Regions from separate parts of the Homo sapiens genome. Here region 1 is linked to region 2. A link is a loop called in an ENCODE intact Hi-C map of the cell type or tissue named here. Cell type or tissue: chondrocyte. All regions are shown on one strand. Links, peaks and the distances in the headings refer to the core of each region. The heading gives the core; the rest is flanking DNA. Region 1 has its middle 7.2 kb from the start of LINC02735. Region 2 holds the start of MIR130AHG (MIR130A host gene).

Evidence for each region. Hi-C counts contacts between places; a loop is a spot of excess contacts. Peaks named below come from ENCODE experiments on the same cell type or tissue, not always from the same donor. Only the 100,000 strongest peaks of a DNase experiment are listed, where the experiment ranks them.
Region 1: a loop joins it to region 2, with 3 times the contacts of the local background. A loop is called at or near these places in 2 of 110 quality-filtered maps.

What each region holds. Positions count from the first base shown.
Region 1 is chr11:56,834,869-56,847,586 of GRCh38, reverse strand. No RefSeq gene overlaps it. Among named protein-coding and RNA genes, the nearest start is that of LINC02735, 7.2 kb to the left of the region's middle. In chondrocyte, for the core only: a CTCF peak has its summit at 6,171 (motif pointing left); no DNase peak of the experiment used is centred there.
Region 2 is chr11:57,631,982-57,644,699 of GRCh38, reverse strand. It overlaps MIR130AHG (MIR130A host gene), which reads right to left and starts at 6,324. Exons shown (of 2, transcript NR_186232.1): 1 at 6,028-6,324. It overlaps MIR130A (microRNA 130a), which reads right to left and starts at 3,502; the gene lies at 3,414-3,502. RefSeq lists enhancers at 931-1,430, 4,705-5,284 and silencers at 6,131-6,190, 6,211-6,400. In chondrocyte, for the core only: CTCF peaks have their summits at 2,829, 3,033 (motif pointing right), 4,814 (motif pointing right) and 5,839 (motif pointing left); no DNase peak of the experiment used is centred there.

The DNA of each region.
Region 1 (12,718 bases), core at 2,523-10,522, 800 kb after region 2:
GCCATGATCAATCTTTGTGTATTCTTGTGGAGTGACATCCATGCCTAGTTTGCTTCTGTAGCCTTTTATTGAATTGCGAGCTTATCCCTGATGATTCTGGAATTGCTGGGCAGAGTCTGGCTGAAAACATTATCGTCCCTGCAAAAACCCTGGGCTGCGAAATAGTTTTGTTTAAGAGTAGATTTGTTAGAATTAGGCTTCCCTCTCCATGACCAGATTCTTTGCTATGAGCAGGAAATGAAATAAAGAGGAAAGCAGCCCTAGATATTTATCTCTAACTCCACTGTATTGGGATTTAGTCCATGTTTTCTGGGCTTCCCGATCAGAGGGTGAATGTAAATCACTGCGTAACTCTGACCATTCCTTTCTGTGCTGTGTGGGAGGAAACCTGGGGCATGCGGTCTCCAACATGCACTCAGGCTGGCTGTGGTGGGGATGGCATTCACTCATTAACACTTGCAAGGCCCTCCTTGAGGTTTGCTTCTCAGTTCTGCATCCTGTTGTACATGAGATTCACCTTCTGTGTTCCCAAGTCATGTTTACATTCAAGTAGCATTTGGCTCCTTGGCATAGGGATAATTCCCACCCTTATTTAATGAGTCCTGACTATATTGCTGAATCAAAAACTCAGCTTACTTGCTTATGAACTTCCAAGCATTATTGTTTTTGTGGTGGGAAAAAAGACGTGCTGGAGTGCTATAGTGGTTTTTCAAGTCAGGACCTGAATTGTTAAACTGTCATCCAAATCCTAGTTGTAGTCCACCCTGATATACATTGTTTCTAGGACAGTGAGTCAAGCTTTTAGAGAAGCAGCAATTTTAATGGATTCAAGTCCATCAACAGCCCTCAGGAGAAGGCTTGCAAAATATCCCCGAGATATCTCTGGATATGTGTGTCTTTGTGCTGCCTGCTCTGTGTTCCTCCCTTGACTCAAAGTCCTTTCCATTTCTACTGCTGGAGAGTTTACCATGCAAATCCTGCAATCTGGGTAGAAAGCAATTTATGCAAGTAGGCTCCAAAGCTTGGTATGAGGCCAATGCCACACGAGCAGGCGAGGCTCAGAGTGTCCAGTCTTAACCATTGCAAAAGATCAAAAGTGTGTCTGGAAGTGGTGGGTTCTTGGTCTCACTGACTTCAAGTATGAAGCTGCGGACCCTTGCGGCGAGTGTTACAGTTCTTAAAGATGGTGTGTCCAGAGTTTCTTCCTTCTGGTGGGTTCGTGGTCTCACTGGCTTCAGGAGTGAAGCTGCAGACCTTTGCGGTGAGTGTTACAGCTCTTAAAGGCGCGTTTCGGGAGTTGTTCGTCCCTCCTGGTGGGTTCGTGGTCTCGCTGGCTTCACAAGTGAAGCTGCAGACCTTCCCGGTGAGTGTTACAGCTCATAAAGGTGGCGTGGACCCTAAGAGTGAGCAGCAGCAAATTTATTGCAAAGAGCAAAAGAACAAATCTTCCACAGTGGGGAAGGGGACCCAGCGGCAGTGGGTTGCCACTGCTGGCTCTGGCAGCCTGCTTTTACTCCCTTATCTGGCCCCACCCACATCCTGCTGATTGGTCCATTTTACAGAGAGCTGATTGGTCCATTTTGGCAGGGCACTGATTGGTGCATTTACAATCCCTGAGCTAGACACAAAAGTTCTCCAAGTCCCCACTAGATTAGCTAGACACAGAGCACTGATTGGTGCATTTACAAACCTTGAGCTAGACACAGGGTGCTGATTGGTGTGTTTATAAATCTTGAGCTGCACACAGAGTGCTGATTGGTGTATTTACAATCCCTCAGCTAGACATAAAGGTTCTCCAAGTCCCCACTAGATTAGCCAGACACAGAACATTGATTGGTGCATTTACAAACCTTGAGCTAGACACAGAGTGCTGATTGATGCATTCACAATCCCCTAGTCTTACATAAAGGTTCTCCAAGTCCCCACTAGACTCAGGAGCCCAGCTGGCTTTACCTAGTGGATCCCACAGGGGGCTGCAGGTGGAGCTGCCTGCCAGTCCAGCGCCATGTGCCAGCACTAGTCAGCCCTTGGGCAGTCATGGGAGTGGGTGCCTTAGAGCAGGGGGCGGTGCTCATCGGGGAGGCTCGGCCCGGCAGGAGCCCACTGCAGGGGAGGCTCTGGCCTGGCGGGCTGCAGGTCCCGAGCCCTGCCCTGCAAGGAGGCAGCTGAGGCCCAGCAAGAATTGGAGCACAGTGCTGGCAGGCTGGCATTGCTGGGGGACCCAGAGCACCCTCCGCAGCTGCTGGCCCAGGTGCTAAGCCCCTCACTGCCGGGGGCTGGCGGAGATGGCTGGCTTCTCCAAGTGCGGGGCCGCCAAGCCCACGCCCACCCAGAACTCGTGCTGGCCCACGATTGCTGCACGCAGCCTGGGTTCCCGCCCGCGCCTCTCCCTCCACACCTCCCCCTCCACACCTCCCCTTAAGCAGAGGGAGCTGGCTCTGGCCTCGGCCAGCCCAGAGAGGGGCCCCCACAGCGCAGTGGCGGGCTGAAGGGCTCCTAGAGCATGGCCAGAGCAGACACCGAGGCTGAGGAGGCGCTGAGAGCGAGTGAGGGCTGTGAGGGCTGCCAGCATGCTGTCACCTCTCAAAAGGTTTCATCTGTAGCAGGGACAGAAACAGTTACATCCCGTTTGCACCTGGGAGCAGCACAGTTATTGAGGCTGGAGAGAGAACTCACTAACTCCAGCAACAGACATAAGAGTAGTCAGCCATGAGTTGGGTATTGGTGATTCTCACAACTAACTCTGGCTCCAGGAGAAAGAGCAGGAATCAGTCTCAATTGAAGCTGGAGTTCAAGAAGATTTCAGACACATTCTGAGTCCCGATAAAGGCTGAAAGGGAAATATTTGAATGCGGGGGAAGGTAGGGATGAAGAGTGGAAATGGAGCCAAATATACTGTTTCTGTCTTTGTTTTAACTGTTTAATTCTTAATTGTCTTCTTCTGGTTTGAGGAAGCGCTGTTATATACATAAATACAAGATTAATCTTAGCTGGTCTACTGCAATCCTATGTTTATTTCCAGGGATGCTTGGAGCCATTGTTGTCTGGAGGGAGGACTGACTTATTTCCAGAGATTCCTGGAGACACTGCTGGAACCTTAGCCAAATCAGAATAAGCTCAACTAACTGGTGACAAATATTCCTGTGCTAGGACCTGAGACAGGCCAAGTGAGAGATCTGTAGTAGTTTATTAGCTTTGTTCATTAAAAAAACAACAAAAAATTCCAGATTGGTGTTTTTTACCTAGTTTCTACTATGTTCTCTTTGTTTCTTCTGTTCGCTTTTGTCATGCAGCCCAGTTTTGGTTATGAGACCAGACAGATATGAAAGACCACTCCTTGGACAAGACTGTGATTCTCCAGAGCTCAAGTTTTCTTGTATATATCTTAGTAGTTCATGATTCAGATTAAAATCGCATCCTAATCAATTGAGAAATGATCCTGGAAGCTGGGTCTGAAGGTCTTGGACTTTTCTGAGGTTTTCTGTGCTTTCCCCCCACCTACTTTAGAGTATCCTTTACTTTATTAAGACTGTACTCTGTGGAGTCTCATGAGTCGTTTCAGTTGTTCAGCCCTGTGTATTGATGCATCATGTTAGTTTTGTGTTCACTCTGGAATGTGATACAGTAAAAGGTCTATATATTTTTTTCAACTCATCTAAATTGTCTTAGGTCTAGCTGGACTTGATCAAATGGCAATTGAGAAAGTCAGGCTTTAAGTAAGCCAGATATCTGGCTTTTGATTCTCCTCTTTCTCACTGTCTTCTCCTCATTCCCCTTAGATATAGAATACCCTCATAATTTTTCTAATATCCTCCCATCAATGCCTTCTGTGGATTGCTCTAAGAGACTTCCCTAATTCTTTTCTACCCCATTTTCATTAAATAAAATTAGTTTCCAGCCCTCTGCAGCTACAAGACTGTGTTTTTACAAAACTGCTATGACGCATCACATCCTATTAAATCATTCTCTCACCTGATAGACTGTGAAATCTGTGAAAACAGAAGTCCCGTCTTACTCATTTCTAATTCTTAGCCCTGTCTTATAAGAGCAGGAACTCTTTAAATGCATTATCAAAGAAGTCAATGAATTAACAACTAGCTCTTTATAGATAAAGAAGTTCTTTTACTTTGAAGAGTTATTCAAGTGTTGACCGACTGGCAACATTATCTCACAGGTGTAGTTGTATTCCAAATGTAACAATGGATAAAACCTTAAGCTAAAGTAATGCTATTTTAATCGTGGCATGTCACATGTTGACAGACTCTAGGTAACTCAAGTGTTTGCATATGTTTTTAGTGGGGGCACCAGGGACTTTCAGAGAAACTTCAAATGGAGACACATAGATTCTTTTGACCATAAATCCACTTTGGAACCCGGAAATGTCAGTGAATATTCATCTAGTTTAAGTTGGGGTCAATTCTACCCTAAGTGAAATCTCATTATTATTTTTATTGAGGTTATTTTTAGCATGGCACAGGTGGCCACCATGGCATGATAGTCAGTCTAAAGCTCTGCCACCAAATAGCTGCATGACCATGAGTCAGGTTGCTTGTGTGAAATTTTCATTTCCTTATTTGCAAAATAAAAGGTTGAATTCCATAATCTCTGGTGTCTCTGTCAGTTGAATATTTCATGTGACCATGAATACATCATTCAACCAGATACACTTAACTAGAAAGAAGTGCTTTGTGTGAAATCAGTGAGATCAGTCACCTTTCACTGTCTTGGCAAATGGAAGGAAGGAATTGTACATGAAAGATTAACAAGTCACATTTGAACTGGGAAAAAAAAAGAGTGACATTTTCAGTTGTCATTGTATTTGGCCTAAAACAATATTACAGCATATTTGGTTCCTCCTGGAATATACTTACCCCATTGACTTGGTATTCTTTCTGATATCATCCAATTGTCTGATTGCCCATAAGGCTGAGAAAGAGACTACATGGCAAATTAGTAGCCATCATAAAGTCTATGAAGTAGGCGAGTGACCTTTATTTCCATCCTGGCAGAGGACAAAAATAAGAGCGTATTTGTAAGAAAACTGAATACGCCCAAAGCAGATAAGTTGATGTATGAAAGGTAAGTCCCATAGACTTTAGGTGTCATGCGAGGAAGCTTCGTGGTTGCCAAGAGATCTGAAAAAAATTTACTTTGGAGAAATATAGTCCAGGATCTAATTAGGTTTTCAAGTACAGAATCTTGGTCTCAAGGGCAATTGGATTTATGGGTACTGAATTCAGCCAAAGAATATCCAAGATGATACCTAAAAGTCCCCCCAAAGCTCGCAAGAGAATGATACATAGTAGTGGAGTGCCAGGTTTCGTTAGAAATGTATTTTTCTTGGGCAGGGACACTCACGTGGGCCTGATTCATTCTGGCTTCTTGGGGAGAGGCTTTATTGCGGGGGGGTGCCATATGCTGATTTGAAGCTTGGTTGGTGAACATGACATGAGAAGGGAATATTAGTGGCATCTGGCTAGGCTGCCATAAGATTGACACTGCAGAGTTCCCTACTCCATTTTCTGCTTACTCCTTACTGTGTTTTCAGAGATTTTTTTTTTTTTTCGTGGTTCCATTCAGCAAACTCCTCTTCTAATGGATCTGCTCTAATTTAGATAAAGAAAGAATTTGGTCTTATTGCCACCCAGTGTAATAAAACAGATATTTCAAAAGCGACTTTGTATATTGTTCCCAATTATTTTACACTCATTTGTGGTTCTAACCTCAGAATGAGCAATCTTAATTTCCTTTTATTTCAAAGATTTGTTTTGGGTGGGAGGAGGCTGTCGGGGTGGAGATGAGGCATCTTAACTTTCCCTAGTGAACTACCTACAAAACATATGGTAACATTTGCTACTTGATAAACACTAGAATGATTTAATCGGTAAATGCTAGGTGCAATGATGCTTTTTAAATTTGTCATGGTTGTTTTTGGTTCTGCAAGTCAACTAACAATAAGGATTTCAGGAGCAAAACTGTTGTGAGACATTCTGTTCTGAGTTGGTAACAAAGTTCATAATTAGGATATTAGAAGCTCACACAAGAAAAGGAGATACTGTGGCATGGTCAAGATATTAACGGCTGAGTGTCAGGTTTTCTGTTATATTTCGGCAGGAAGAGGAAAGAATTTGCTGACAGGAAAGCAATATAGCCGACCTCTTTGTATGTGGACGTGCTGCCACCTCTTGGTCTTTTCTTGTCATTGACGAGGTTTCAAAAGCTGCTGAATCTAGACTACCATTCCAGTTTTCTGCTCCTGGGATCTTAGTAAGCTCCCAGACATTTTTGCACTAGGATGGGAATCGGAAGGAATGGGTTCTAGTTCCAAAAATGAGAGTAACTTGCTCTGTGATTTTGGGCTACTCATAACTACTGTGGGTGGTGTTTTTCTCATTTGCAAAGAAGCCAAAAATATTGATCATGGTAGCCTAATTTTTTTTATGATTACAATATATTTTTTAAATACTTCAGATGTGTTATAGGACTTAAGCCAAACAATTATATCCACTTGCAATTAAGGAAAATGTGGCAAAGAGAGAGCAAGTAATTTGTTTGTTAAATGGCAGAGCTAGGATTTGACCATGATGTTAAACATGTTTTGCAAAGTTTCTTCCAGCTCTGGTTTTTCTACTTCTTTTCTAATTGAATTAACTTTAATGATCGCTAACACTTATTGACAACTTGCTATTTGGCAACAAACTAGGGTTTTTACATAAGTTCCCTCCTTTAATTATTGTTATAATAGTATAAAACAGATACTATTATCCTTTCTGTTTTATAGAACAAGAAAACTAAGGCTTAGATTAATTGATAGCTGACCACTTTAACTGGTGTGTCCCACTCTTTGTTTATCTTCCTGATGTAGCTGACAATAATATGCTACAAAACTTTTAAAAACTTGTATTTGAAAAAACTATATATATAATTAGTTTTTTTTTCTGTTTGTACAAAAAAATTTTGACAGTCAGTGTAGGGAGGGGGAATACACAGTTTGTTCTAATAAAGATCCAATCCTCAGAAAGAATTATGACTAATAGAAACCTGTGTCATATGATTTATTATGTATATTTGTGAGGTCCACAATGAAAGGGGTTCAGCTAAAATAGTGTGGGGGTTCCAGTGTTCAGGGAGATGACAGCAGTCATATGCACATGCATTCACACTTAGACACATGTACAAACAAAACTCAGTTCCATTGTAAATGTCAGTGAGAAGAAGTTTATCCTATCTTTGGTGTTTCTGAAGAGAGATTTAGGAAATAAAGTATGTAGAACATACAGGAAAACAGTGTACCAATCATGCTAGGTGTCACCTGCAAAGTGTACCCTAGCACTACTCATAAGGCCATTCCAACATTCAGTTGGCTAGTAGCTTCTGGGTGATGTGGCATGAAGGAAGCCATATTGATATTATGGTCATATGCTTATTGCTCTTTTCTCATCATAAACTATGTCCCTTGGTCTGAGATAATGTTAGATGGAATCCCATGATAATATATTAGACACTCTGTGAGCTTTCAAATTATAATATAGACAAAGCATCTGACATAGTTTGAATGTGTCCCCACCCAAATCTCATCTTGAATTGTAATTCCAATAATCCCCACATGTCATGGGAGGGACCCAGTGGGAGGTAACTGAATCATGGGAGCAGGTACTCTCATGATGTTCTCATGATAGTGAATTCTCATGAGATTGATGGTTTTATAAGGGGCATTTTCCCCTTTGCTTGGCACTTTTCTCTCCTGCCACCATGTGAATAAGGATGTGTTATCTTTCTTTTATAAATTACTCAGTCTTGGGTATGTCTTTATTAGCAGTGTGAGAATGAATGAATACAGTAAATTGGTACTGGTAGAGTGGGGTGCTGCTATAAGGATACCCGAACTGTGGAAGCAACTTTGAAACTGGTAACAGGCAGAGGTTGGAACAGTTTGGAGGGCTCAGAAGACAGGGAAATGTGGGAAAGTTTGGAACTTCCTAGAGACTTGTTGAATGGCTTTAACCAAAATGCTGATAGTGGTATGAACAATGAAGTCCAGGCTAAGGCGATGAGGAACTTCTTGGGAACTGTAGCAAAGGTGACTCTTGCTATGCTTTAGCAAAGAGACCAGTGGCATTTTGTCCCTGCCTTAGAGATCTGTGGAACTTTGAACTTAAGAGAGATGATTTAGGGTATTTGGTGGAAGAAATTTGTAAGCAGCAAAGCGTTCAAGATGGAGCAAAGTATAAAAGTTTGGAAAATTTGTGGCTCAACAATGCAATAGAAAAGAAAAGTCCATTTCCTGGGCGGGGGGTTGGGGGCATGGGGAGGGGCGGGGCGGAGAAATTTAAGCCCACTGCAGAAATTTGCATCAGTAACATGGAGCCAAATGTTAATCGCCAAGACAATAGGGAAAATGTCTCCAGGTTATATCAGAGACCTTTACAGCAGCCCCTCCCATCACTGTCCAGGAGACTTAAGAGGGAAAAATGGTTTCATGGGTTGGGCCCTGGGACCCCCTACTCTATGCAGCCTCGGGACATGATGCCCTGCATCACAACTGCTCCAACCATGGCTAAAAGGGGCCAATATACAGCTCAGGCCATTGCTTCAGAGGGTGCAAGCCCCAAGCCTTGGTGGTTTACACATGGTGTTGGGCCTGCAGACACACAGAAGTCAAGAATTGAGGTTTGGAAACCACTTTCCTATATTTCAGAAGATGTAAGGAAATGCCTGGATGTCCAGATAGATGTTTGCTGTAAGGACAGAGCCCTCATGGAGAAGCTCTGTTAGGGCAATGTGGAAGGGACACATGGGGATGGAGCCCCCACAAAGAATCCTCACTGGTGCACTACCTAGTGGAGCTGTGAGAAGAGGGCTACCATCCTCCAGATCCCAGAATAGTAGATTCACCGACAGCTTGCACTGTGTGCCTGGAAAAGCTGTAGACATGAAATGCCAGCCCATGAAAGCAGCCAGGAGGGGAGCTATACCCTGTAAAGCCCCAGAGGCAGAGCTGCCTAAATTATGAAAGCCCACCTCTTGCATCAGCATGACCTGGATGTGAGACATGGAGTCAAAGGATCATTTTGGAACTTTAAGGTTTAATGACTGGCCTATTGGAATTCAGACATGCATGGGGCCTGTAGCCCATTTGCTTTGTACAATTTCTCCTATTTTGAACAGGTGTATTTACCTGATACTTGTACACCCATTGTTTCTAGGAAGTAACTAACTTGCTTTTGATTTTACAGGCTCATAGATGGAAGAGACTTGCGTTGTCTCAGATGAGACTTCGGACTTGGACTTTTGGGTTAAGCCTGGAATGAGTTAAGACTTTGGGGGACTGTTGGAAAGGCATGATTGTGTTTTGAAATGTGAGGCCATGAGATTTGGGAAGGGTCAGGGGTGAAATGATATGGTTTGGCTGTGTCCCCACCCAAATCTCATCTTGAATTGTAGTTTCCATAATCCCCACATGTAGTGGGAGGAACCTGGTGGGAGGTAATTGAATCTTGGGGGTTCTTACTCTCATGATGTTCTTGTGATAGTGAGTGAGTTCTCATGAGATCTGAGTTTCATAAGGGGCTTTTACCCCTTTACTCAGCACTTCTCTCTTCTGCCACCATGTGAAGAAGGGCCTGTTTGCTTCCTTTTTCACCATGATTGTAAGTTTCCTGAGGCTTCCTCAGCCATGCAGAACTGAGTTGATTAAACTGCTATCTTCAATAAATTACCCAGTTTTAAGCAGTTCTTTATAGCTGTGTGAAAGTGGACTAATACAGCATCACAGACTGGAAAGGCAAATTCTTATCTAAAAATTTTGTTAATCCAGTGAGATCTAAACATTGCTTCTTGCAATGTGGAAGGAGTCTGATATGATCAACTTAACACCTGTGGCTCAGGGGTTGGGGTAGTCAAGGGATGGGATTATATTGATGGCCCAGAATCAGGCCTTTCTATTGCAAGATGAATGTTCAGCAACAGCAACATCAACAGCATTAGTGAGGCTGTTTGATCAACCTTGGCAAGGGAAGCCTATGCTGCTGTATTTCTGTGTAGCTTCTATCCCTACCACCATGGTTATGTTGTTCATGAATCCACTGTGTTAGCACTGAGGTGGTTGAAGAAAAAGGGTGGTTGCCATCAACTGGTCAAGTCATCCCATCTACCTGTTCGGTGACTTCCACAGGGGGTAATATTCATTGACATTGATATGAGACAAAACAGTCTGCACCCATTGTGCACATACCCATAGTTATATCCACATACTTCTTATCCAGGTTTCTTTGTCTCATATCTTCCAATCATTTTTTCCAGATATTTGAGTAACCAGTCGAACTATTTGCAACATCTCAGATGTTTGAGTGTATTTTTAGTTCAGGCAACTTTCCCTTTCACTAGCATGATGATTTCTTGCAGAATGCCCAGGAAATCAAGTTTGTTTCAAAGTGTACTATATACGAGAAGAGGAAATTTAAAATATCCCTGTGGCAAAACTTAATGTATACCGCTATCCTTTGCAGGTGAACATAATATACTTCTATACTGTATCTGATAGAGATTGAAAATAAATTGAAAAGGAGGGAATACTTACTTGTAAAACATTTTATGAAGCCAGCGCTATCCTAATACAAAGCCAGACAAAGGGACTACAAGAAAAGTAAATTACAGGCAGACATTCTTATGAAGATAGAGGCAAAAACCCTTGACAAAATACTAGCAAACTAAATTCACAGCACATTAAAAAATCATCAAGATTAAGTAGGCTTTATCCCTGGGGTGCAAGAATGGTTCAATATATACAAATCCATAAATGTAATATATTATATTAAAGTGGAAGTAAAACACCATTTGAATATCTCAATAGATGCAGTAAAGACATTTGACAAAATTGAACATATTTTCATGACAAGAACTCTGAACAAATCAGATATAGAAGAAATTTACCTCAAAATAATAAAAGCCATACATGAAAAACCCAGAACAAATATCATTCTTAATGGTTAAAAATTAAGTTTTTCTCTAAGAACAAGAGCAGGATGAGGATGCCCCTTTCATCTCTCTATTCAACATACTACTAGAGTCCTAGCCAAAAAAGTAGGGAAGAAAAAGAAATGAGGCATCCATAAAGGAAAGGAAGAAGTGAAATTGTTTCTGTTTGTTGACATTATCCAAAGACACATGCACACGTATGTTTATTGCGGCACTATTCACAATAGCAAAGACTTGGAACCAATCCAAATGTCCAACAATGATAGACTGGATTAAGAAAATGTGGCACATAAACACCATGGAATACTATGCAGCCATAAAAAATGATGAGTTTGTGTCCTTTGTAGGGACATGGATGAAGCTGGAAACCATCATTCTCAGCAAACTATCCCAAGGACAAAAAATCAAACACAGCATATTCTCACTCATAGGTGGGAATTGAACAATGAGAACACTTGGACACAGGAAAGGGAACATCACACACCAGGGCCTGTTGTGGAGTGGGGGATAGCATTAGGAGATATACCTAATGCTAAATGATGAGTTGATGGGTGCAGCACACCAACATGGCACATGTATACATAGGTAACAAAGCTGCACGTTTTGTGCATGTACCCTAAAACTTAAAGTAAAAAAAAAAAAAAGAAAATCCTAAAGACCCCACCAAAAACTGTTGAACTAGTAAATAAATTCAGTAAATTCGGAGGATACAAAACCAGTATGCAAAAATCAAGAGTGTTTCTACGCACTAACAATGAACTATCTGAAAAATAAACTAAGAAAATAATCCCATTTAAAATAGCATCAAAAAATACTTAGGAGTAAATTTACCCAAGGAGGTTTAAGATCTCTACAATGAAAATGGAAATACATTGATGAAATAAATTGAAAAAGACACAAGTAAATAGAAAGATGCCTATGTTTTTAAATTGGAAGAATTAATATTGTTGAAATGTCTGTACTACAAAAATCAATCTACAGATTCAATGCAATGCTCCTCAAATTTTCAATGGCATTTTTCAGATACATGGAAAAAAGTTCTAAAGTTCATATGGAATCACAAAAGATGCCATATAGACAAAGCAATCTGGAGTAGAGAGAACGAAAGTGGAGGCATCACACTACCTGACTTCAAAATGACTTACAAAGATATAGTAATCAAAACAACATGGTACTGGAATAAAAATAGACACATAGACCAGTGAAACAGAATAGAGAGCCCAGAAATAAATCCACACATTTATGATCAATTGATTTTTGACAAAGATGCCAGGAATACACAATGGGGAAAGGAGTGTTTCTTCAATAAATGTTCTTGGGAAAATTGGATATCCACACACAGAATAAAGAAATTGGACCTTATCTCATACCATATACAAAAATAACTTAAAGTTGATTAAAACTTAAATGTAAGACCTGAAACTGTAAAACTAATAGAATAAAACACAGGGAAAACCATCCACGACATTGGTCTTTGCAAGGATGTCTTTAGATGTGACCCCAGAAACATAGCAAAAGTAGCAACAGCAAAAATAGACAAATGAGATTGCATCAAACTAAAAACTTCTGCATAGTAAAGCAAACAATTAACAGAGTGAAGACACAACCCACAGACTGAGAGAGAATATTTGCAAATCATACATTTGATAAGCAAATAATATCCAAAATGTATAAGGAACTCAACTCAATGGCAAGAAAACGAATATCCCCATTAAAGACTGACAAAAACCTGAGTAAACAT
Region 2 (12,718 bases), core at 2,292-10,291:
CTTAAGGCTAAAAGGAAAATCAGTCAGCCAAAGTGCTGCTCTGGCAGTTGATGGGAAGTGAAACAAAATAGCTCAAAAATTAGGCCGGGCGCGATGGCTCACGCCTGCAGTTCCAGCACTTTGAGAGGCCGAGGCTGGTGGATCACCTGATGTCAGGAGTTTGAGACCAGCCTGACCAACATGGCAAAACCCCGTCTCTACTAAAAATTCAAAAATTAGCCAGGCATGATGGCACGTGCCTGTAATCCCAGCTACTTGGGAGGCTGAGGCAGGAGAATCACTTGAACCCAGGAGGCAGAGGTTGCAGTGAGCCAAGATCGTGCTGCTGCACTCCAGCCTGGCGACAGGGCAAGACTCCGTCTCAAAAAAAAAAAAAAAAAAAAAAAAAAAAAGCTCAAAATCGCAACATCAATGCCACCATATGACCCAAGGGACATTTTATTGGCAGTGGTATGAAATCCCTACTGTTGTTGGGTGCCCAACAGTTACAGGGGAGACCATATACATCATAAAGATCATTTTTTGGTAAGCTATAATATTCTTTCCAGATTCATTCATTAATATTCCAAATATTTATAAAGCATCTATTACTTGCCAGGCATTGTGTTAAGCACTAGATGTTAAGCACATGGTGAAGATAAGGCAGCTGTGACCTGACTTCCTGGAGCTTTCTGTCCAGTAGGAGATGCAATAACCAGGAAATCCCAGTAGAAGATGATAATAAGGGATCTAAGCAGGGACGTGGAGGAAGCTTGGGAGCTCATAGGAAAGGAACTCAGCTTAGATGTAAGGAGTCAAGGAAGGCTTCACAAAAGCGATGACTACGATGGCATTTGAAAGATAAGAAGTTAGGTAGGCAAAGGCAAAAGTGATGGAAGTATTTCAGACAGAGTATGTGTCAAGTAACTTAAGTTTAGTTAATTGAAGGAAATAAAAGTTGCTTGTGGGCTGAAAGCAGTGGCTCACGCCTTAATTCCAGCACTTTAGGAAGCCAAGGCTGGAGGCTTGCTTGAGGCCAAACTTTGAGGTTAGCCTGGGCAATATAGCAAGATCTTGTCTCAAAAAAAAAAAAGCCATACCTGCACCTGTAGTCTCGACTACTCAGGAGGCTGAGCAGGAGGATCACTTGAGCCCAGGAGGCTGAGGTTGCAGTGAGCCATGATCACGCCACTGCACTCCAGCCTGGGCTGGAGCAAAACTTTGTCTCCTTAAAAAGTGGGTGAGAGGACATGAAAGGAAAGAGAAGCAGGAGCCATAAACTATTTAGGGAATCTAGATTTAATCCCAATGGTATTAGGGAAATATGGGAAAATTATTGTTTTTTAGAGTGGAGTGGCAGTATCAAATGGCTATTTGTGCCCAGACAAGAGGCTCAAATAGAAGTTTTAATAGACTGGAGAAAGTAAGGAACATATGGTAGGGTGCGGTGGCTCACACCCGTAATCCCAGCACTTTGGGAGGCTGAGGTGGGCGATCACTTGAGGCCAAGAGTTTCAGACCAGCTTGGACAACAAAAATTAGCCAGGCATGGTGGTGCACGCCTGTAATCCCAGCTACTCAGGAGGTTGAGGCAGGAGAATCACTTGAACCTGGTAGGCAGAGGTTGCAGTGGGCCGAGATCGCGCCACTGCACTCCAGCCTGGGCGACAGTGAGATTCTGTCTTAAAAAAAAAAAAAAAAGGGAAATAAAGCTAACTGTACTATCTCAAATACTGTTGTTGTGATCAGAATGGAGAGGCTGTCTGGGCAGGAGAAAGGAGGACTAGAACTGGAAGGCACAGAAGTAAAAGGGCAAGGGAAAAAGGCAAGCCATGGAGAGATGTCCAACATCCCTCAACTAAGGCCTCAGGGGAGTCTGACCCATCTTTCAGTTTCTACATGCCTCATGATGCCAAGATCCCTCTCAGGGTCCAGCAGAGGACCTCAAAACCCTATTCCTCTTGGACCCATTTCTTGCACCAAAGTTTAGGGAAGATTTCTCAAGTCCCAAACTCTGCTGTTGAAAACCAGGCACAAACTAGCTGCCTTCTTCACTTGATCTTAGCCAAAAGACCAGGAATACTAGCTGCCTTCTTAAAGAAGCTCCCCAAATATTCCTCTCATTCAATTTATTTTAACAAGTTTTAATTAAGCCTACTAGGCACTGTGGGAGACAGAGAAGTAAATGGCTGAGTCATTGCTCTCAAATTTTTCTTTCTTTTTTTTTTTTTTTGAGATGGAGTCTCGCTCTGTTGCCCAGGCTGGAGTGCAGTGGCGCAATCTCGGCTCACTTCAACTTCTGCCTCCAAGATTCATTCAAGAGTCTCCTGCCTCAGCCACCCAAGTAGCTGAGACTACAGGCGTGCATTACCACGCCTGGCTAATTTTTGTATTTTTAGTAGAGACGAGGTTTCACCATGTTGGCCAGGCTGGTCTTGAACCCCTGACCTCAGGTGATCCGCCCGCCTCGGCCTCCCAAAGTGTTGGGATTACAGGCGTGAGCCACCGCACCCGGCCTCAATTTCCTTGTAATTGGTCCTGGGAGAATCATTCTGTGGGTTGATTCAAGGGATCCTATTAATCTTTAAGATTAAGTCATGGGCAACGCTGTCCAAATCTTGGATGCCCAGACAGGTGTGCCCTCAAGCAGCATTACCATCAAACACCCCGTGACCAAGAGGGAGTGGTGCTGAGAAAGGTAAGTGGATTCAGGGAAGGAGTGAGGTCTTTCCATGCCTCATGAGCCAGGGAAGGAGCTGTAGGTATGGGATGCCAGCAGCACACAGGTCCTTTTCTTTGGGGAGCAATCCTCTCGAGTTAACCCCCTTTCCTTTCTGGTGCATTCCTTTTTTTCTCAAGGAGGCCTACTCTGTACCTAATAGTGATTCTCCTAATCTTTTTCCACTCACTCTCCATTCCGGGCTGAGTCTGGGAATGCTTATCCTTCTTAGCCTAAGGAGTTGCCACCACTTCTGGTCCTTAAAGGTTTGAGGCTTTGGAAGATATCCTCATACAACCAGCAGATGGCATCAAAACCTTCCACCCCTCAGCTCAGGAAATCTCCCAGTTTGAAGAACCTATTCAGATCTCTCCAGATGGGTCTACAAAAAGATGAGTGAGCTGTCAAGACTTAACACAGGGTTGTATCTAGGCTTTGCAACCTAAGAGCTACACAATCTTAGCCAAACTGTTTAAACCTTTCTGACCCTCAGTTTTTCATCCATAAAATGGGGCTGTTACCTCCCAGAAGTTATTAGGTTTCACAGTAACGGAGGCAGTGTCTATCACAAGCACTGCATACAGAAGTAGTTCCATAAATGAGAGCTATTAGTATAACTAACAAGTGAGGCTACCCAGATTCCCACCAGGGTAGCTGACTGGTGCCCAGATGGGAGAGGAATTGCAATGCTGAGGAGGCAGCCAGCGCTGGGTAGCACTACACGGCCAATGCCCTTTTAACATTGCACTGCTAGTGACAGGTGCAGACAGTAGCACAATGTGAAAAGAGCTCTGGCCAGCAGCAGAGGCATGCCGGCCCTGCCTCCTCACTCCTTCTCCCAGTCCCTGGCCCACTCAGCTCACGGGCTCCCTCTGCCCCTTCTTTGCTTCAATACAGCTTTTTTCCCTTTTATTCCATTCTTAGTGTTCATTCTATTTTTTCACCACTCTTCCTTTTGCCGCCTTCTTCACCAACCCCCTGACCCCCAGCACAGAGACCACCTTTTTCTTGGAGGTTTTGGCATGGGAGGACAGGACCCACTAAAGCAGCTGCAGGGATACTTCGGGCTTGATGCTCAGTCCTCAAAGAAAACGGCTATTAGCAATCCCCAAAGTCTGGAGGTCACTCGTATGAGGCTGTGTTCATCTGGATTTGCATTTCCGCTAGCTTACCTTCTAGAGAGGAGCTTGCTGCCCAAGACTACAGAACCCTCTACTCTTCTCTAAGTTTCCATCTCCTTTTAAATTTAGATAAAGCAGAGCTCTAGGCCTCAAGGCAACACTCTCAGATGACCTTCCAGGACCAGAGAGGTGGGAGCCTGTAGTCACAGCTCCCCACGCAGTAGAGAGAAGCTTCCAGGCGGGGAGGTGAAAGCTGCTGGTGAAGCCCCACCCCTGCATCTCCTTTTGGAGGTCCTGAAAGCACTTTGCAGATTCAGCATTAAAATGGTGAGGGTGATTCGCTCACAGTTACTGAGAGTTAGGGATAGGCTTTCACTGGCAGTGGGATTCACATCTGAGTTATTTCCTGTCTTATCCAGGGACCCTTGGTTGGGGAGTCTTCAAGCTCATCCTAGCACTTCCCCATCCTATCCAACCCTAAGGGGGCTTAAATACAGGACAAACAGTCCCCGGAAGATTAACACCCAAAGCCAGAAAGCTGCCCTGGAAGGACACCTGGATATCTGGAGGCTCAGACCCAGGCAGGCTCTATTGTGGCACATTCCAGCTAGGGCCACAGCCCCGGAGCCCAGCTCCAGTTCTGACCCAGTGAACTTTGGGCAGCCCAGAGAAACAGAGGCTGGAGGGTGATTCCTCCAGTGCCCCGATCAACGAAGGGGAGATGCCTTCTTCCCTAATCCACAGCCACCGTAAGGAATAGAGGACAGAATTCCAGTTGGGAGCTCTTCCTCTGGGCTTCCCTCTAGCCTCGTCCCACCCCCTCAGGAAGCAGGAGACGTTCCCTCCCGCTCTCCCCGGCAGAGTTTGTTCCCGTAATCTGCAAACATGGGGCCCTGCCCTACAGTTTTAATGGGCGGAAACCAAGACCCCTCGAGGGTCAGTGACCTCTCTGCTCTGGGGTTGGGCAAACCAGGCCCAGCTGGGAACTGGATCACACCAACAGGGGGCAGAGGGGCAAAGATAAGGCTGCACAGCAAGCTTCAGGGAGGCCAGGGGAAGATTCTTCCCCAAGAAGTTTCCAGGTCTCTCCTTAGGGAGTGCAGGGAGAAAGGGCCAAGAGCCCCTCAGCTCTCACACACCCAACTCATTCCTGAGGAGCAGGCCCAGCGACTCACCAGCCAGCAGGACCCCTCCCCCACCTTGGGCCCAGGAGCCAGCCCCCAGCTCCTTCCAGAAGCGAGTGTAGAGACCGAGGAGGAAATGGGGGAGGGGAGGCCCCGGCTCAAGTTCTCTCCTCTCCCCCTCCTCATTGGCCACCATCTTCCGGCCCCTGCCCCCAGAGCAGCAGGGGATGGGGCCCAGCCTGTGAAAGGGAGAGAAAGGGCAGGTGGGGGGTTAGCTGGAGCAGCAGGGGCAGGGGGCTGGCCCCAACTGTCTCCTCCCACCCCCTCCTCGCAGCCATGGCGACGGGAGGAGGAGACCAGGAGGGTCCTGAAAGCCATGTTCTGTGAATGGGATGAGAGAGGCAGCTGGGAAGTGGGGGGTGAGGGGCGCTCTCCTTCAACACCCAACTGTGCTCCCCCCGAACACACACACCTCGAGGCTGGACCACACAGGCGCACGTACACACCACACACACACACACACACACACACAAACTCTCAGCCATACTTGCTGCACAACTCAGCCCTCATTACACACCCAAACAACAAGAACTGGAGTGTGAGCGCACGCCCCCCACACACACACATCCCCGCACCCCTCAACACCCCACAACTATCAGCTCGAAAACCAGCCTCACACCCCCACACCGCCCCTGGCTCACCCTACAACTTCTGGAGGTGCAGAACTCCCTGCCCTGCTCCAGCCCTTCGGCCCCCGGTCCCCCTCGGAACACTCCACGCCCTCGCACACAACCCAGGTGGAGACAGATGGCCCAGCTCGGCCGTGCCCAGCGGAGCCCCCCATCCCTACCCCACCACGCCCCCCACTGGAAAATGACAGTGAGGCCACCTCAGAAAGACACGCCTGGTGCTTCCCAGTTACAGTGTTTCCAAAGGAAAAAATAGAAAAGATGCCCACGAGTGGAGAATGAGGAGGGAAAAAGGAAGACGAGAGAAAGAGCCCAGACCGTCCCCCTCCCTTCCCCAAGAGAGAATAAAACCGAAAATCGGTGTCGTTACCCTTCGGGAAGCTCTCGATACCTACACATTGCTCTTCGTTAGGATCCTCTGCCTGCCACCTCCTTCTTCCCGGGCTCTTTCTCTGCCCTTCCCTCCCTCTTGGCTCCCCTCCCTGGCCTCGCTCCCCCTCGCTCACGCCCTCTCGCACCCCGCCAGCCCCTCTCCCGGGCCGGGCTTGGATCCCCAGCGGCCGCCCCGCCACCCGCCGGCCGGGACCGAGGTTGCGAGGCCGGTGGGCCGCGGAGACCCTCTCCTCTGCCGATCTCGCTCTTCCCCCCTCGCCCCCTTTCTCCTTCCACACTCCCTGCCGTCCATCTTGAATACTTGGGATTCTTGAATGGAGTGAGCAGGATCCGCTCCCCCAGGCTCCCATTGGCTGTGGGTTAACCCTTTTGAAACGAGATCCTCCCTCCCATTGGCTGCCAGGCTCCCCTCTTCTCCCCCAACCCCCATCCCCTCCGCCTCCCAACAGTCCGCGAGGTCAGGGCGCTCCCGGAGCCCCCTCCCCTGGCTTCTCACCTCAACAACCCCCGCACCAGGACGCCCCTCTCCCCGCTCTTTCCGTCACGCCCCGCACAGGGCTGCAGGTGAAGGCAGATCCAGTTCCCGCCAAATGCGGCCCCAAGGTGGGGCTGGCAGAAACCCTGTTCCCAGATGCCCCTCGTGCTGGATTTGGAGACCTTGGAAGATACAAGGGGTGCAATTTCCTGCCCGTCTCCAACCCCTCCTTGACCAGAAGTACTTCTGCAACAGGGGATCCACTCAGCCTTTCAGCCTCACCCAAGGCGGTGGGAGAGCGTTCCTGAACGCCCGCGCTTCTTGGGCTGGCCAGGAAGAGGGCAGCTCTAGAAAGAAGATCTGGGGCTCTTCACCGAAGCTAATTCCCCGAGTGCCGCAGGGCAGGCCTGACCCGATCAGGAATGTGCAGCATCTGGAGCTCCGCTCCGTCAAAAACATCCCCTCAGACCAGCCCTGCCCCGCCTGGGCCAACGTGCTGTGCGCCCACAAGGGGCTCTGAGGTGGGGGAGCCCAGAGAGGAAGGCGGCAGCAAGGACGAGGGCGATATGTCAGGCCTTGGAGTAAGGTCCGGGGTTTTAGGCCTAGATCTGCCATTAAGATGCAGGGCGAGGCTGGGCGCGGTGGCTAACGCCTATAATCCAAGCACTTTGAGAGGCTGAGGTGGGAGGATTGCTTGAGCCCAGGAGTTCCAGACCACCCTGGGCAACACACTGAGACTCTATCTCTACGAAAAATAAAAAAATTAGCTGGGCGTCGTGGTGTGGCCTATGGTCCCAGCTACTAGGGAGGCTGAGATGGGAGGATCGCTTAAGCCTAGGAGTTCCAGGTTGCAGTGAGCTATGATCGGGCTCGGTGGCTCATGCCTGTAATCCTAGCATTCTGGGAGGCCGAGGCGGGTGGATCACCTGAGTTCAGGAGTTAAAGACCAGCCTGGCCAACATGGTGAAAACCCGTCTCTACTAAAAATACCAAAATTATCTGGGCGTGGTGGTGCTTGCCTGTAATCCCAGTTACTTGGGAGACTGAGGCAGGAGAATCGCTTGAACCCAGGAGGCAGAAGTTACAGTGAACCGAGATCAAATCATTGTACTCCAGTCTGGGTGAAAAGAGCGAAACTCTATCTCAAAAAAAAAGCTTGGCGAGGTCATGTTTCCTTTTTAGCTTCAGTTTCCTCGTTTGCAAAACGTTGGTCTAGGACAGCGCAGTCCTGATAGAAGTTTCTGTGAGAAGATGGAAATGTTCTATATCTGCATCATTGTAGAAAATTACATATATCGTGGTCCCTTTTCAAAATAAAATGTCTCAGATAGGCTTGGGTCCACAAACCACAGGAGAACAAGATCCACTAAGCCCCTACCTTAATAGCTGGCATCTGCTGGTTGGGGCCCCTTAGCTGCCCTCACCCGAACCAAACAGTTTAGTTGAGCTTGAAAGATAGCTAACTTTATCAGCTTGCCTTAACTACCTGGGTCATAAGTCAAACAGTTGAAGGACCCCCCAAGATGGCTGCAATGCATTATGGGCTGCAACAAAATGCAATGGGGCAACCCTAAAGAAAACACCTAAAGCCCCAACCCAACAACCAACAGGCGACGCTGGGGAAGATTGTGACCCCATAGTACTCAGCCTATGAGGAACGGGGGGAGGGATTTGTGCACTAGGGGATAAATTGCTTGTTGTAACTGTCCTGGGTGTGCCTGCCTACCACACACCTGATCTTGCAAGACTGTCATTAAAAGTCTCACTTTCGCTGTTCCTCGTGCCTCTAGGTCCATTCTTTGGGTTTAGATGGGTGAGCATGTTTCTCTCAGTCATCAAACAATATGGTAGCCACTAGCTACGTGTGACTGTTGAGCCCTTAAATGTGCTACCGTGACTGAGGAAGTGGCTTTTTAATTTTATTTCATTTTAATTACTTTCATACAGCCACATGAGGCTAGTGGCTACTATATTAAACGGTCTAGAAAATCTTTGTGGTGTTGCTAATAAGAATAAAATTCTATGACCCTTTTTTTTTTTTTTTTTTGGAGACAAGGTCTTGATGTGTTGCCCAAGTTCAGTGGCGCCATCACAGCTCACTGCAGTCTAGACCTCTTGGGCTCAAGTGATTTTCCTGCCTCAGTCTCCCAAGTAGCTGAGACTTCAGGTACGTGCCATCACATCCAACTAATTTTTTTTTTTTTTTTTTTTAAGAAAGACTTGCTATGTTGCCCAGGCTGGTGTTGAACTCCTGGGCTCAAGCAATCCTCCCACCTTGGCCTCCCAAAGTGCTGGGATTACAGGCATGAGCCACCCCACCTACTGGCCCATTTTATGATCCTTTTCTTTTTTTGAGACAGAGTCTGGTTTTGTTGCCCAGGCTGGAGTGCAGTGGCGCGATCTGCAACCTCTGCCTCCTGGGTTCAAGTGATTCTCCTGCCTCAGCCTCCTAAGTAGCTGGGATTACAGGTGTGCACCACCAGGCCTGGCTAATTTTGTATTTTTAGTAGAGATGGGGTTTCACCATGTTGGTCAGGCTGGTCTCAAACTACTGACCTCGTGATCTGACCACCTTGGCCTCCCAAAATGCTGGGATTACAGGTGTGAGCCACCACGCCCGGCCATGAGACACCGCGCCCAGTTCATTCTATGATTCTTGCTGGGGGAAAAAAAAAACCCTTTCTTTTCATCCTCAGGCATGAATTCCTACAGGTTCAAATCACAAATCATAAAGGGCATCAATTCCCCGGAAATGAGGTTCAAATTCCTGTCACCTTTGTCAGGAATCCTTTCCTTATGAATGTCAACCACTTCTCTGAGAAGGGAGCTGAGATACACCCACCCCACTACACAATGAAAGATTGTGGCTAAAAGGGAATTTGCAGGTTTGTCCAACCTTGTTTTTTCAAAAATAGAAACCAAGACGTTGACGGGGTGGGGATAGGGGCTGTCACTTGCCCAAGGACAGTCAGAACAGCAGGTTGATGTGTTCGCTCATGAGTTAACGTGCACCTGTAAACTTAGTCCATCTCTTTGGGGCTCCTGCGGGAGCACACACATACATGTACATCATTAACTTCATTCAAGAGATGTGCTTCTCTGACCTTGGCCAAATGAGAGCCGAGATTTAAGGGCCAGATGGGTCCTCCAATTGACATGTGGAAATCCAGAGCTCCTGGGTATGCCAGGATTACAAGAAGATGGACAGCCCAGAGCCCACTCCCTGAATATGGTTGAAGGACCCCCTTGTGGCATTGCCACCATGAGAAGAGGAAGCTGAGGGGCGGGAGAAGAAGGACTCTGAGTTTATCCTTGGACTGACCAAGAGACAGAATTAGCTGGGGGTTTTGGAGGATAAGGAGGGCAGGGTGCCCAGGATTTTGGTAGCTACAGGCTATGACTTGTGCATATAGGGCCCTAACCTAACAGAGAGACAACTGCTGCAGGGAGTTGATAAAGGAGATGGCTGCACTGGCCTGAGCTTATACAGTGTTTGTCCAGTCTTGCTTCTGGAGAGCCTTTGCCTGGGTAATGTGCATGAGGGGAAACACAGAGCTTCCTGGGAAATGGCTGCTATCTTGAATATTTCCTTACTACTAGGAGACATTGCTAAATGACTGCTCTGGTGAGAGATATAAGGAGTTCAGAGAAAAGAAGGATTGCTCCCAATGGGGAATGGAATCCAAGAAGGCTTCCTGGAGGAAGCAGCATCTGAGACTTGAAGAATAGAAAGTATTTAGACACAAGAAGATGGGAGAAAGGAAGACAAGGAAATGCCAAGGAGAGAGAACAACACAAAGGCTGAGAGGTGGGGAAATGGTGGGATTGGCTGGAGATTCAGTGGGAACCTGGGGTGTCTGAAGGGGAATAGAAAGGAAGAAAAGGCAGCTGGGACAGATCATGGAGGGCTTGGACACATCTCTCCAGCCTCTACTCTGCTCCAAAGACATCATTTTCCTTGAACATACTTTTATCTTTTCCTCACCAAGACAAACCCCGCAACTATTCATTCAGCTGCCCCAGGGCCTCCATGCTCAGCTCTCTGCCTCTTCTGCCTTAGTCTACGGGCCCGTCTGTTGTCCACAAACATCCTTCCCTGGGCAAAATGGGCTCCAATTGCTCAGTAGAGAATGGACTCTCATTGGTGTCTCTCAGTTCAGTCTCCTATCTCTGGATTCCCAGTGTGTAGGTATGAGCTGCATGAAGGACCCTCCTTTTTCACTCACCACCTTCCAAACCCCCACGTGGCCCCACCCCTTCTCAGGAGAGTCAGAAATGGAGGCCAGGAACAGCTAGACGTGGTCCAACCTGTTACAGGAGTGTAAAAAATGCACCCAGGAGCTACTTGGCTCCTAGCCACCCTACCCCACCTCCACATTCTTCACTCCTCTTATGGGAGTTTCAGAATGCACCTGGGCTTTGCAGGAACCTCCCTTTCCCACCACCCCCACAGCAATCCAAGACTATTCTGGAGGTGCTTCCTTTGCCTCCCTCCCTAACCTCCATTGTCATATACAGATATGGGTCCCTCCATGCCTATTTGGGTAAATCGTGTAGAAAAAAAGGATTGCTCCCAATGGAGAATGGAATCCACGAAGGCTTCCTGGAGGAAGCAGCATCTGAGTCTTGAAGAATAGAAAGTATCACGTAGAATACTATAAATGTGAGACAGGGAGACCATCTGCCCTAAACCTTTGCCTCTTGGAAGGACTGAATCTGAAACGCTGGAGAGAGTTGCCTCCTTGCTTAAACATCAGTGGAGGTAGGTAACTCAACTGCTAATAACACATGGCTTTTTTTTTTTTTTTTTTTTTTTTTTTTTTGAGACAGAGTCCTGCTCTGTCACCCAGGCTGAAGTGCAGTGGTGCCATCATGGCTCACTGCAGCCTTGACCTCCAGAGATCAAGCAACACTCCTGCTGCAGCCAACTAGATGGGACTACAGGCACATGCTACCACACCTAGCTAATTTTTGTATTTTTTGTAGAGACAGGGTCTCCTTATGTTGCCCAGGCTGGTCTCAAACCCCTTGAGATAGGGGATAGGTGATGGCTATCCCTATAGGGGATAGGGGATGGCTCAAGCCATCCCCTTGCCTCAGGCTCCCAAAGTGCTGGGATTATAGGTGTGAGCCACCATGTCTGGCTAACACAGCTCCTAGTTCACTTGAGATGATGATAGAGGCTTTTCCATATGAGCCTCTTTCATTTCCCCTCCTTCCACAGTAAGGTGCCTCTTCACCTTTACCATCCTGCTTCTCTCAAATGCTGCTGTGTCTGAGCACTGCCTGTATGCAAGGCTCTGGAACCATCGCTGGGAAACACTGCCAGCCCGGAAAGTGCTCACAGTTGAGGAGAATGCAAGGCAGACACATAAAGAGGAAGTCACGGCCGACTGCAGTGGCTCACGCCTGTAATCCCAGCACTTTGGGAAGCCGAGGATCACCTGAGGTTAGGAGTTCAAGACCAGTCTGACCAACATGGTGAAACCCCATCTCTACTAAAAATACAAAAATTAGCTGTGCCTGGTGGCACGTGCCTATAATCCCAGCTACTCTGGAGAATCGCTTGAACCCAGGAGGTGGAGGTTGCGGTGAGTTAAGATCGCACCATTGCTCTCCAACCTGGGCAACAAGAACGAAACTCCCTCTCAAAAAAAAAAAAAAAAAAAAAAAGAGAAAGTCACACAGGTGCCCAGGTAGACGTAAGTGCCTTCTTTCTGAGGTAAACCTCTTTCCTTGAGGTCTAGCTCTCATCCTTTACTCCATCAATTGCCCCATTTATTGCATCTCTAATCCCTTTCCATAAACCTAGGGCAAGGGTCAGCCAACTACAGCCCACAGGGCTAAATTCTGCCTCTGCCTGTTTTTTGGTAAATGAAGTTTATTGGAACACAGCCATGCTCACTTGTTTACACATCGTCTATGGCTGCTTTCTACAACCACGACAATGGCAGAGTTGAGTGGTTGCGACAGAGACCATACGACCAACAAAAGCCTGGCATATTTACTGCCCAGCTCTTCACAATAGAAGTTTGCCAACTCCTAAATTTATGGGCAGTTTTAGACCTTGCCATCTCAGAAAGATGTAATAGAACTCAAGAAACGCAACTGAAATTACTCCGAGATGGGAGTGGAAGGGCGAAGCCCAGACTTTTCATCTCAGTCTATACATATGCTCAAGTCTTCCCTCAACCTGTCGTGAAGCTTCTCGAAATGCT